Linked DNA regions of Homo sapiens: regions 2 and 3 are each linked to region 1. A link is a contact called in ENCODE Hi-C or POLR2A ChIA-PET data. All regions are on one chromosome and are shown on one strand. Each heading gives the region's core, a stretch centred on a gene start or an enhancer-like site at or near the end of the contact. The rest is flanking DNA. Distances are from core to core; before and after follow the strand shown. Region 1 overlaps ROCK2 (Rho associated coiled-coil containing protein kinase 2). Region 2 overlaps E2F6 (E2F transcription factor 6). Region 3 has its middle 16 kb from the start of LINC00570.

The links. Hi-C counts contacts between places; a loop is a spot of excess contacts on that map. ChIA-PET counts read pairs that join two places held with the same protein, here RNA polymerase II (POLR2A). Pooled maps may share reads with other maps.
Region 2: a loop to region 1 is called in a pooled map, with 2.4 times the contacts of the local background. The contact joins two enhancer-like sites. A Hi-C loop is called at or near these places in 2 of 50 pooled maps. POLR2A ChIA-PET finds 5 or more read pairs at or near these places in 4 of 52 experiments (CD4-positive, alpha-beta T cell, OCI-LY7, RWPE1 and 1 more).
Region 3: a pooled map shows a loop between it and region 1 (2.1-fold over the local background). The contact joins two enhancer-like sites. A Hi-C loop is called at or near these places in 2 of 50 pooled maps. POLR2A ChIA-PET finds 5 or more read pairs at or near these places in 3 of 52 experiments (H1, IMR-90 and PC-3).

Annotation. Positions count from the first base shown.
Region 1 is chr2:11,201,923-11,205,093 of GRCh38, forward strand. ROCK2 (Rho associated coiled-coil containing protein kinase 2) reads right to left here. Exons shown (of 33, transcript NM_004850.5): 21 at 130-199. Among named protein-coding and RNA genes, the nearest start is that of SLC66A3, 48 kb to the left of the region's middle. RefSeq lists a silencer at 1,581-1,875. Within about 2 kb of position 1,734, at least 5 of the 41 ENCODE cell types and tissues checked have a DNase peak (open chromatin) inside an H3K27ac peak, as active enhancers do.
Region 2 is chr2:11,445,180-11,448,350 of GRCh38, forward strand. E2F6 (E2F transcription factor 6) reads right to left here. Exons shown (of 7, transcript NM_198256.4): 6 at 2,448-2,595; 7 at 1-1,344. The coding sequence ends at 1,298. Among named protein-coding and RNA genes, the nearest start is that of E2F6, 19 kb to the right of the region's middle. Within about 2 kb of position 1,737, at least 2 of the 41 ENCODE cell types and tissues checked have a DNase peak (open chromatin) inside an H3K27ac peak, as active enhancers do.
Region 3 is chr2:11,376,527-11,379,697 of GRCh38, forward strand. No RefSeq gene overlaps it. Among named protein-coding and RNA genes, the nearest start is that of LINC00570, 16 kb to the right of the region's middle. RefSeq lists an enhancer at 1,675-1,884. Within about 2 kb of position 1,650, at least 11 of the 41 ENCODE cell types and tissues checked have a DNase peak (open chromatin) inside an H3K27ac peak, as active enhancers do.

The sequences.
Region 1 (3,171 bases), core at 484-2,983:
ATAAATTTCTCTTAAACTATCTACATTCTTTTGCCCAGCTGCTCTTTTTATATGAGTTGTATGGTATAAATAAAATATCCCAACCAAAACTCTGTTTGCTATTTGCAAATTAATGTGTCTTGAACTTACTGAGAAATACTGTTCTGCTTCGAGCTGATCCTGGAGCTCTTTCATTTGCCCATCTGCATCCTGACGTTCTCTGTGAGGACAATGAATCAAAGGTTTAAATAACTTACACATATTTTAAACGAGCAGCTCTCAAAGTATGGTCTGGGGGAAGCCCTGGGAGTCTCTGAGGTTCTTCCACAGAACCCATAAGGTCAAATCATTTTCATAATACTGAGCACCATGGTTTTTTTTAAAACTCTCATTCCCTCGTTATATACCGTATGTACTTTTCCTGAGGCCACATGACTTGTAATTACATCATTCTGATGGCTAAAATAACGTGTTTGTGTGTTCCTGTGTTTTAAAGTTTTCTCAGTTTTAATTTCTAACACAATACAAATCATTAGATATAACAAACGTAAACAAAAACTCATTTGGAACCCTTGATGATAATAATAATAATAATTATTATTATTTTTGTTTTTGAGACGGAGTCTCACTCTGTCGCCCAGGCTGGAGTGCAGTGGTGCGATCTGGGCTCACTAAAAGTTCCGCCTCCCGGGTTCACGCCATTCGCCTGCCTCAGCCTCCCGAGTAGCTGGGACTACAGGCGCCTGCCACCACACCTGGCTAATTTTTGTATTTTTAGTAGAGACGGGGTTTCACCGTGTTAGCCAGGATGGTCTCGATCTCCTGACCTTGTGATCTGCCCACCTCAGCCTCCCAAAGTGCTGGGATTACAGGCGTGAGCCACTGCACCCGGCAGAACCCTTGATAATTTTTTTAAGAGTATAAAGGGGTTCTGAGACCAGTGTTATACTAAATCAACATTGAATCACACATTCACATACAGACACTGTGATCAGCCATTTATGCCAACAAGTAGAATCCAAAGAGCACCTCAAATCTGGTGATCTCAGTGGGGAGTGCAGAATGCCTGGGAGGGGGCTTCTGGGGAGGCGAGAAGTGCTGGCTTTAGATCTAAACATGGATGGTGGCTGCACAGATTTGTATACTTTGTAAAAATTCACTCAGCTCCACACTTAGTATTTGTGTACTTTTTCTGTATTATGTTAATCTTCAATAAAGGAATAAAATAATAAATAAAATAAAAGCAAGCCCAACAACCCATTTAAGAAGCTGGGTTGAAATGGTACATTAAATTCTGGCCTTATTTTAAAAACATAAAAATTATAGTTATCCGAAACCAAAACTAAGGAGGAATAAAGCAAGTTGGAGAACAATACAATTTGTATGATATAATTTAAAAACAAGCAAAAAATAGAATCAAATGTACAGAAAACTCAACCTCACATATATTTGTTCAGATATATAGATAAAGGCACAGAAAACAGTCTGGAAGGAGAAATAACAAATTGTTGATATGTTACCTCTGGAGAGAGGAAAATGTCTGCATTCATGAAGGAGAGCTTACGTACTGCTTTTTTTTTTAAATGTAGTCAAGTATTTTACAATGGGAAGCTATATGAACACCACTTGGGTATTTTTAAAAACTACAATGCAGGAAGACTCAGAGGGAGCACGTGATTTAACCCTAGTCTCTTCAGTTCGTATACTGCTTAGGAGGTTTATCCTCATTCCCATTTAACATAATTTGGTCACTTTGTTTACTCACTGGCTCTTAAACTTGTGGGTAAAAAGGGAAGTTATGACTCAATGTCACTTAACTGTGTCATTTCTGTATTTTATTGTTGATGAGTATACTGTAGAGAATTCATGATTCTTATTTCTCCATGAGTCAAAGATGTGAGAGATGCAATTTAACAAATATATGAAAGGTCAAGTTTTAAAACTGTCCGATCACTGTCAGCTAAGCCCACTTGTAGCAAACCACAGTATAATTTTAACATCAGGACCTTCTTCAAGAGCTGATATCTTTCATTTATATGTAACTTTTATAACCTAATATTTATTAGGTATTTAAGAAAAGTAATTTTCAGAAAGTATTATTTCAGAAAGAACCATGTAATTACATGATTACAAATGAGGAGTACAGAACAGAAGGAAGAAATTACAATGAGAAGTAGAAGTCTCCTCATTTGACACCTCTCCACCCCTACTAATCCTATTCGCCTAGAAGAAATAACTGTTTCATTTGTGTTTTATCTTTTGGTGGTTACCTCCACATCTCATAAGTTTTAGATATTATTTGCCCATTCCCTGTTGTCAGACTTGAATTTAGCTCTCTTGCCTTCCCCAACCTCTCCCCACCTCCCAATATAGTTGTATCACTCATCTAAGTGGTATAATGAACCCCCCATTTCCCTCTTATAGCAACCACAAACTATAATCTCCCCGGTTTACTAGATGAGAACTCTAACACTCCTATCCTGTCATTGTTTTTGAAATTTCATGAGAATATGTCTAGATATAGATCTTTTTTCATTTATATGCTGAGTCCCTTCAGTCTAAAGACATTTCTCCTTCAGCTAGGGGAAATTCTTCTCTATTATTTCTTTAATTTCCTCCTCTTGGTTTTTAGTTCTTGCTGGAATTCTTATTCGCTGGGTGCTAGATCTCCTAGAACAGTCCCTCTGGGCCTTACTTACGTCTTTCAAACCTTCCATGACATTTCTTCTTTTGTTCTACATTTTAGGAAATTTCTTTGACTTTGAACCCTTCCAACAAATTTATATTGGCAGTAATTATTCATCTTCAAGAGCTCGTTCCTATTCTGGCTGTTCCTTTTACATTGTGTCTGGTTCTCAATTAATGGAAGCAGTATCTCCTGAAATCTTTGATCAATACTAATTACCAGTAGCTTTTTACAGTGCTTTTGTTTTTCCAGAACTTTTAGCAGTTCTCTTCTACTCCTTGATATATGTTTCCTCCGGGGGCACTTTTCCTCTTTCATTATCATAATCTTCCTCTTTCAGATTGCAGGCTTTCCTCAAATGTTTAGTGATACTTGGTTATTTACTTGCAAAGGGGGTGGGAAAAACTTTAATCTCTATGTATGTAGGAGTTTTCTCACTGGCAAGCTTCAGTTTAAGATGAGAGGCTTTAAAAGCCAGCATTAAGCAAAGGGACCCCTAAATGCCA
Region 2 (3,171 bases), core at 487-2,986, 240 kb after region 1:
TGAAGTCGCTTCAAATATTTCTTTAAAAGCAATATTCAAACGATACAGGAATCTTGTACGATAGACAAACCAAATATTATTATTCTGATCTTACAATTCACTCACTCCACTCACTTATTTGTTCAGACATTTATTGAGCACTTCTTAAGGGCCAGGCATGGTGTGAGGCACTGGGATGTAACAGTGATTATGACAAAGTCCCTCAAGGAGCTCACAGTCTAATGGTAAACTACAGAGTAAACTGAGGCACAGAGTGGTAAATGACTTACCCAATGAGGTAGAAACAGCTAGGTATGTGAAAATGTGGGAGCAGAGCTGGAGAGAGGGCAAGGTACAACTTGTCCTAAGTAAAACCCCTTGGACTGACTCAACAGCAAGGCTGCATACACAAACATTACAAAATCTACTTGCAAAAACCTGAAAGGAGTTTCCAATTATCACCATGACTGAATTCATGTTTCACAATGAATTCAGCTATTTCCTGATGGCATTTCTATCCTTGCCCCCAAAGCCACTGGGCATGCCACCAGTCTGCTGGGAGACAGCAATTAGGTAGACAGCTTAAAACCAAGAAGTATCTGACTCCAATTTTAGCACTGAAAACCATATTAAAATACTTTAATTAAATCCACAAACATAAATGTGTAGCACATTTATGATACTTCTACATGTAGAAGTTTGGAAAAAGTCTCTTCTAACCCTCATCCAGAGGATTCTAATAAGTTATAGGTACCAAAGAGATTAGAGAATTTGTCTGTCACTTTCCATATATACATTATTTTGGCTGTACAAGGGTGAAAAGTGTCACTCAGACATATTTCGTAAGTAATCTCAACATTATACAGATATATACAAAGACATCACATTTAAATTCGTGTGTACATCTATGCAATGTACAACAGTAACTGCAAACATGAACCAGTGTAAGGCAATTTCTTTTGTGATATATGACATACTCCTTGAAGGGAAGGGTAGAGTCCACAAAGAACTGTCCATTTCAGCCTGACTGTCTGTCTTCATGACACTCTGTGATGAAGCTACTTCAGGAGGCAAGATGTCTATTTCACTGACAAAAAGCAGTGAATAATTATAAAAGGAGTTGTTTTCAAATGTGGAAACCACAATTACTCAGTAATCTAAGTGGTGAACTCCTCAAAGACACTACTGGCCATGATGCCGCTACTGAGAACGAGAGCACTTCATGGATAATTTATTGCTCTGAGAATCAAATTTGATGCGTAATTCTCCACGAAGATATTCCCAAAAAACTCAGTGATACATAAATTCTCAAATGCCATCAGTTGCTTACTTCAAGCAATTCTTCACTTTGCTGAGGATTTTCTTCTGGAAAAGAACACGAGAGAGAAATACACCTAAGTGAATACACCTAAGTGAAGGTCTGATAGGCAAATACGTAAAAGAATACACAATCTGACTACTTCAGAAAACCCTGAAGATGCCTGGTCAAGAACACGTATTCTCAGGTTAATGGCATAAGGCTAATTTTTTCAGCCTCTCAAGAATAAACTGGAACTCTAACTTGTACCTGAAAGCACCCGTCCGAGAATGGAGGAAACCTTCCCTTATTAGGGCTTTATTAGTTTCTTTTGGAGCCGTCACGACTCCCCCAGTCTTCGTAATCCTTGTGTCTTTGTGCTGTTGTCTGCATGTGGGCAACAGCCCCCTCTTCTGGTCATTACAGGTATTCTTCGTCAGTGAAAGCTTCCTATCGGTCCAGCCTGTGGCTCTGCAAGGGCCACCTGAAGACCACCCTGGCCCGCAGTGCTTGTCAAGTTCTCCAGTTGGCTGGGTCTTTGTTCGGATGTCGGTGGAGCTGTTGGCTGGGTACTGTGATGGCTTCTGCCCAGGCCGGTCACAGGATGCTGGTCCCCTGCTCAGGCAATTCCACTATTTGGGATCTGCTGTTGGACAGCACTGCAAGCTGGGTTCCGAGGTTAGATGGAGTCACTGCTCTGGCCAGATGGGTCCAGAGGCGACGTCCTTAGAAATGTGCAACTGAGGACTGACTCTTGTGGAGTGGGCTGTTGGCTGAGTTGAGTGGGTATTTGACTGCCTGGGTCAAGCAGGTCTAGCCCCTTCCCTTCTCCAAGATGTGCAGAAGGGGAAGTCTCCCGGCCAGGTCATGGGCAGGCTCTTTGGCCGAGTGGAGCTGCTGTTTGACTGAAAGCCTGCCCTATTCAGAGACCATCGCAAGTTGGTATCACCATGGGACCAAACAGAATTCTAAGTTTTCACTGCTACCAAAACTACAGAAATTTAACTATAATGTTCACAGAAATATTCTAAACTACAGTAAGAGTTATGCTGTAATTTTTTACTCATGTTTTTGTGGCTAGGAAGAGTAAAAATATCTTAAGGCCATAATACACATTAATAAAATTATGCATGCTTAATTAAAATACTGTCAGAATCACTGGTATATTTACCTTCCTCAGGGCCTTCTGGATGAGTGCTCTCAGATGAAGAGGTCCCGACACCTTCAGACCTTTTGTTACTGGTCTGACCCTGCTCCACTTCACACAAATAGACATCGATAGGTCCGTTGGTGCTCCTTATGTGCACTGTGATAGAGTCCTAGCAAAGGACACAGGAATCGTCAAGATGAATGAAATAATAAATCATATTTTTTCACTCACTAGAACTGCAAAAATTTCGAGACATTTGAGAAAATCACCTTAGCTGTAGTCACATTACAGCACTGGCCAATTCCCATGCTGAAGACAGCTACATGTGATCCTGCAGTAATGGCTTCAGAGCTATCATGTGAAAACCTCAGTACTCAAGAGCCTGTCTTTTTCTACTCAGGAGCTGACCCTTCAAGGAGGCCGTATTTCAGTCAAAAATCAGTGTTTTGATGACACAGAACTCCAGAATACCCTAGAGTCTCACAGGATAAATATGTGCTTGGATTTCCAGACCAATGAACAGGTCTTGAGATAATGGAAGGGCCATTCTTTTGTCCAGTTGAAAGAACAGGAAAAGATCAAAATATATCTCAAGTAAAATGTCAAAAAAATCGTTTACATTATTTATAAAGGACTAATTAACTCATTATGATATTCACATCCTTTGATTTCAGATTTCCTCAGGATTAATCAAAATACTTTTTTTCCGTAAGGTATCAGGCAACTTCAGTGCTTCTACTGGGAA
Region 3 (3,171 bases), core at 400-2,899, 170 kb after region 1:
CTTGGCTCCCATTAACTTCTTTATAAAACAAAAGGCCCTCCCTGGTCCTGAGCTGAGGTGGCATCAGCTGTTCCCTTCAAAAAAGTGGCCCAGAGAAGCGGGGAGTAGAGAGTGACTGCTAATAGGTACAGGATTTCTTTTTAGAGTAATAAAAATATTTTAGAATTAGACAATGGTGATGGTTATCCAACTCTGTGACTGCACTAAAAACCATTGACTTGTACAACTTAAAAGGGGGACATTTTATAGTATGTGAACTATAGCTTAATAAAGCTGTTATTAAAAAACAATGGTACAGTACTTGAGAAAGAGAAACAATAAACCTTGGTAAAAAATAGGTTCAGTTTTATCTCAAAGCCCTATGGCTTCTCTACAGGAAGCCTTTGCTTTTGTTCTGTATCTCATGGTTTCTCTTCACAAGGCCGTTATGAAGCTCAGATGGCGCAATGGCTCAGAAGAGATTTGCAAAGGAATAAGCGAGAGATCAGAGCAGGGAACGCAGGTCAACAGCAGCCCCTCCTCCCTGTCTGCCTTCCCCTGAACCTCCGTGCAACCAGAGCCTCTGGGGAGAGGCAGGTACATCTTGTGTTTCTTTTCAGTGCAACTGTAGCTGGCCGGATGCCACAGGACATTTACTTTAAAAGAATATTTAAAAAATTTTTTTAGAAAAATGAAGGTCTCGGGACTGGGCACGTGGCTCATGCCTGTAATCCCAGCACTTTGGGAGGCGCAGGCGGGAGGATCACTTGAGGCCAGGACTTCAAGACCAGCCGGGGCAACATAATGATACCCCGTCTCTACAAAAACTTTTAAAAAATAGTCAGGTGCAGTGGTGAGTGCCTGTAGTCCCAGCTACGAGGGAGGCTGAGGCAGGAGAGTGGCTTGAGTCCAGCAGTTTAAGGTTGCAGTGAGCTGTAATCACACCACTGCACTCCCGCCTGGGCGACAGAATGAGAAAGAAAAAATGTTTTTAAAAAATTTGTCTCTAAGAAAAAATGTTTTTAAAAAACATTTTTTTAATGAAGGTCTAGTCATCAAGACCCAAGACCCCACTGTCTGGCAGGTCATCTTGGGGAATTCCTATCCATTTAGCTTCCCCAGGTCCAGGAACTTCCTTGGACCTCCTGGGTTGACTGCCCCCATGTTGCCCCGGCCAATGCTCAGTAACATTTGTTGAATGCCTGATTGTGGCCCACATTTAGAATTATTAGAGAAAGGCCGGGCGCAGTGGCTCATGCCTGTAATTCCAGCACTTTGGGAGGCTGAGGTGGGCAGATCACTTGAGGTCAGGAGTTCGAGAACAGCCTGGCCAACATGGTGAAACCCTGTCTCTACTAAACATACAAAAATTAGCTAGGCATGGTGGCACACACCTGTAATCCCAGCTACTCGGGGGGCCAAGACAGGAGACTGTCTCAAAACAAACAAACAACAAAACAGAATTATTAGAGAAAGAACATTTAAGGAAGTGAGAAAATGTGGTAAGGTATGAAACCTTGGCCTGTTGAAAGCCAAAATCACCTTCTGATTAGGAGGGGCCTGGCCTCCAACCTCCCTGGAGAACGGTTTGTTCCCCTCCTTTGCAGCCAGGTTGCAAACATTTATGACCCATTTAATCATGCTCAGTGTTTGGAGCCACACAGAGAGGGCTTCTGCAGGCTCGGACGTCATCTCGGGGCGAAGGGTGGTGTTTGATGTGTCACGCGATGAAATGCTCCCCACTCCACTCATGGTTATTATTTTTTTGCCTTTAAGCAGACAGAGTCCATCAGAGATTAGAACTCTGCCAGAGTTTCTGGGTTGAGTGATGAAGCACAAATGTTTCCCTTTCCAACGCTCTCGGAACTGTCAGCCTTATTTCTATGGCTGTCATTCTCTTATTCACAAAAACGAAACCGGGCTAAGCTGCCCTTCCTCCCTGGGCTTTTTCCAGCCTGAAGTCTCTGAAATAGCCATGTTTGTTGTAGCAGCAAGTGGGAATGTTGTCTGCTGTGATAAATGGCCCGTCCCTTCCCCTAAAATAGCCACTGGACTTCCTGGGAACTTTCCTCTCAGTCCTCTGATGAGGGAGGGTCTCGGTGGGCCTGTGGGGACTCAGCAGGGGCTACCTGGTTCAGGCTGGCTCCTTCTCCTTAAAAGCAGAACGAGGGCCCATTCGAGTCAGAATGAGCCCCTGCAGAGCTTCTTAACCGTATACAACCCCGGGCAAGCTATTTTGCCTCTCTGAGCCTCGTTTTCTCACCACATTTGGGCCAAGGAGAAGACTAAATGAGATACTATATGAAAGGTGCTGGGCCCAGATCAGACCCTTAATAAACAAGAATTCAGGCAGGCAGCGGTGAGGTTCTTGCCTGCTCCCTTTCACCCATAGATGCCTCCTGTCACTGCCTAGTGGCTGAGCTCTGGGAAGGGAGGCAGGGGACCCACCTCACTCCCTGCCCTGTGCGTACAGCCTAAGCCAGGCTCACTGAGTCCCTCACCACCTCCTTTGTTCAGTAAACATTGACTGGGCATCTGCTGTGCCCCAGAGCCTGCAGGAGGCCATGGGGACAAGGACAAGTCAGACATGGCTCTGGCCCTCAGTACAGAGATCTCTACAGGATGCAAGGGACCCTAATTGATCTGTTGTACAGTGGGAGTTCGAAATGCCATGGGCAGGAGAGAGAGAAGCCTGGCATTGACTGGAAGCTTCCAGAAAGGTTGCTTCTCTTACTGAGGCTGGGCCACACCCTGGGCTGTTGGGAGCCCCCCACCATGCCTTGTTTTGTTCAGCTCTGGCATACGGTAACCATGTATTACCAGCAGGAATTAAAGGAGCTTTAGGAAATCAGTGATCATTGAGACAGGGTCTTGCTCTGTCACCCACGCTGGAGTGCAGTGGCGTCATCATGGCTACACGTCATCATGGCTACATCATGGCATCACTGCAGCCTAGACCTTCTGGGTTCAAGCAATTCTCCCACCTCAGCCTCCCGAGACGCTGGAACTACAGTCATGCATCACCACACTTGGCTAATTTTTTATTTTTTGTAGAGACAGAATCTCACTATGTTGCCCAGACTGGTCTCGAACTCCTGGGGAGCCCAGCAGTTCTAAAAGCTGATTACCATAAAGGCATCTTGAGTTTGGGTCTGAATTCCCTGGCAGCTAAAACAAAGGGAGGAACATATT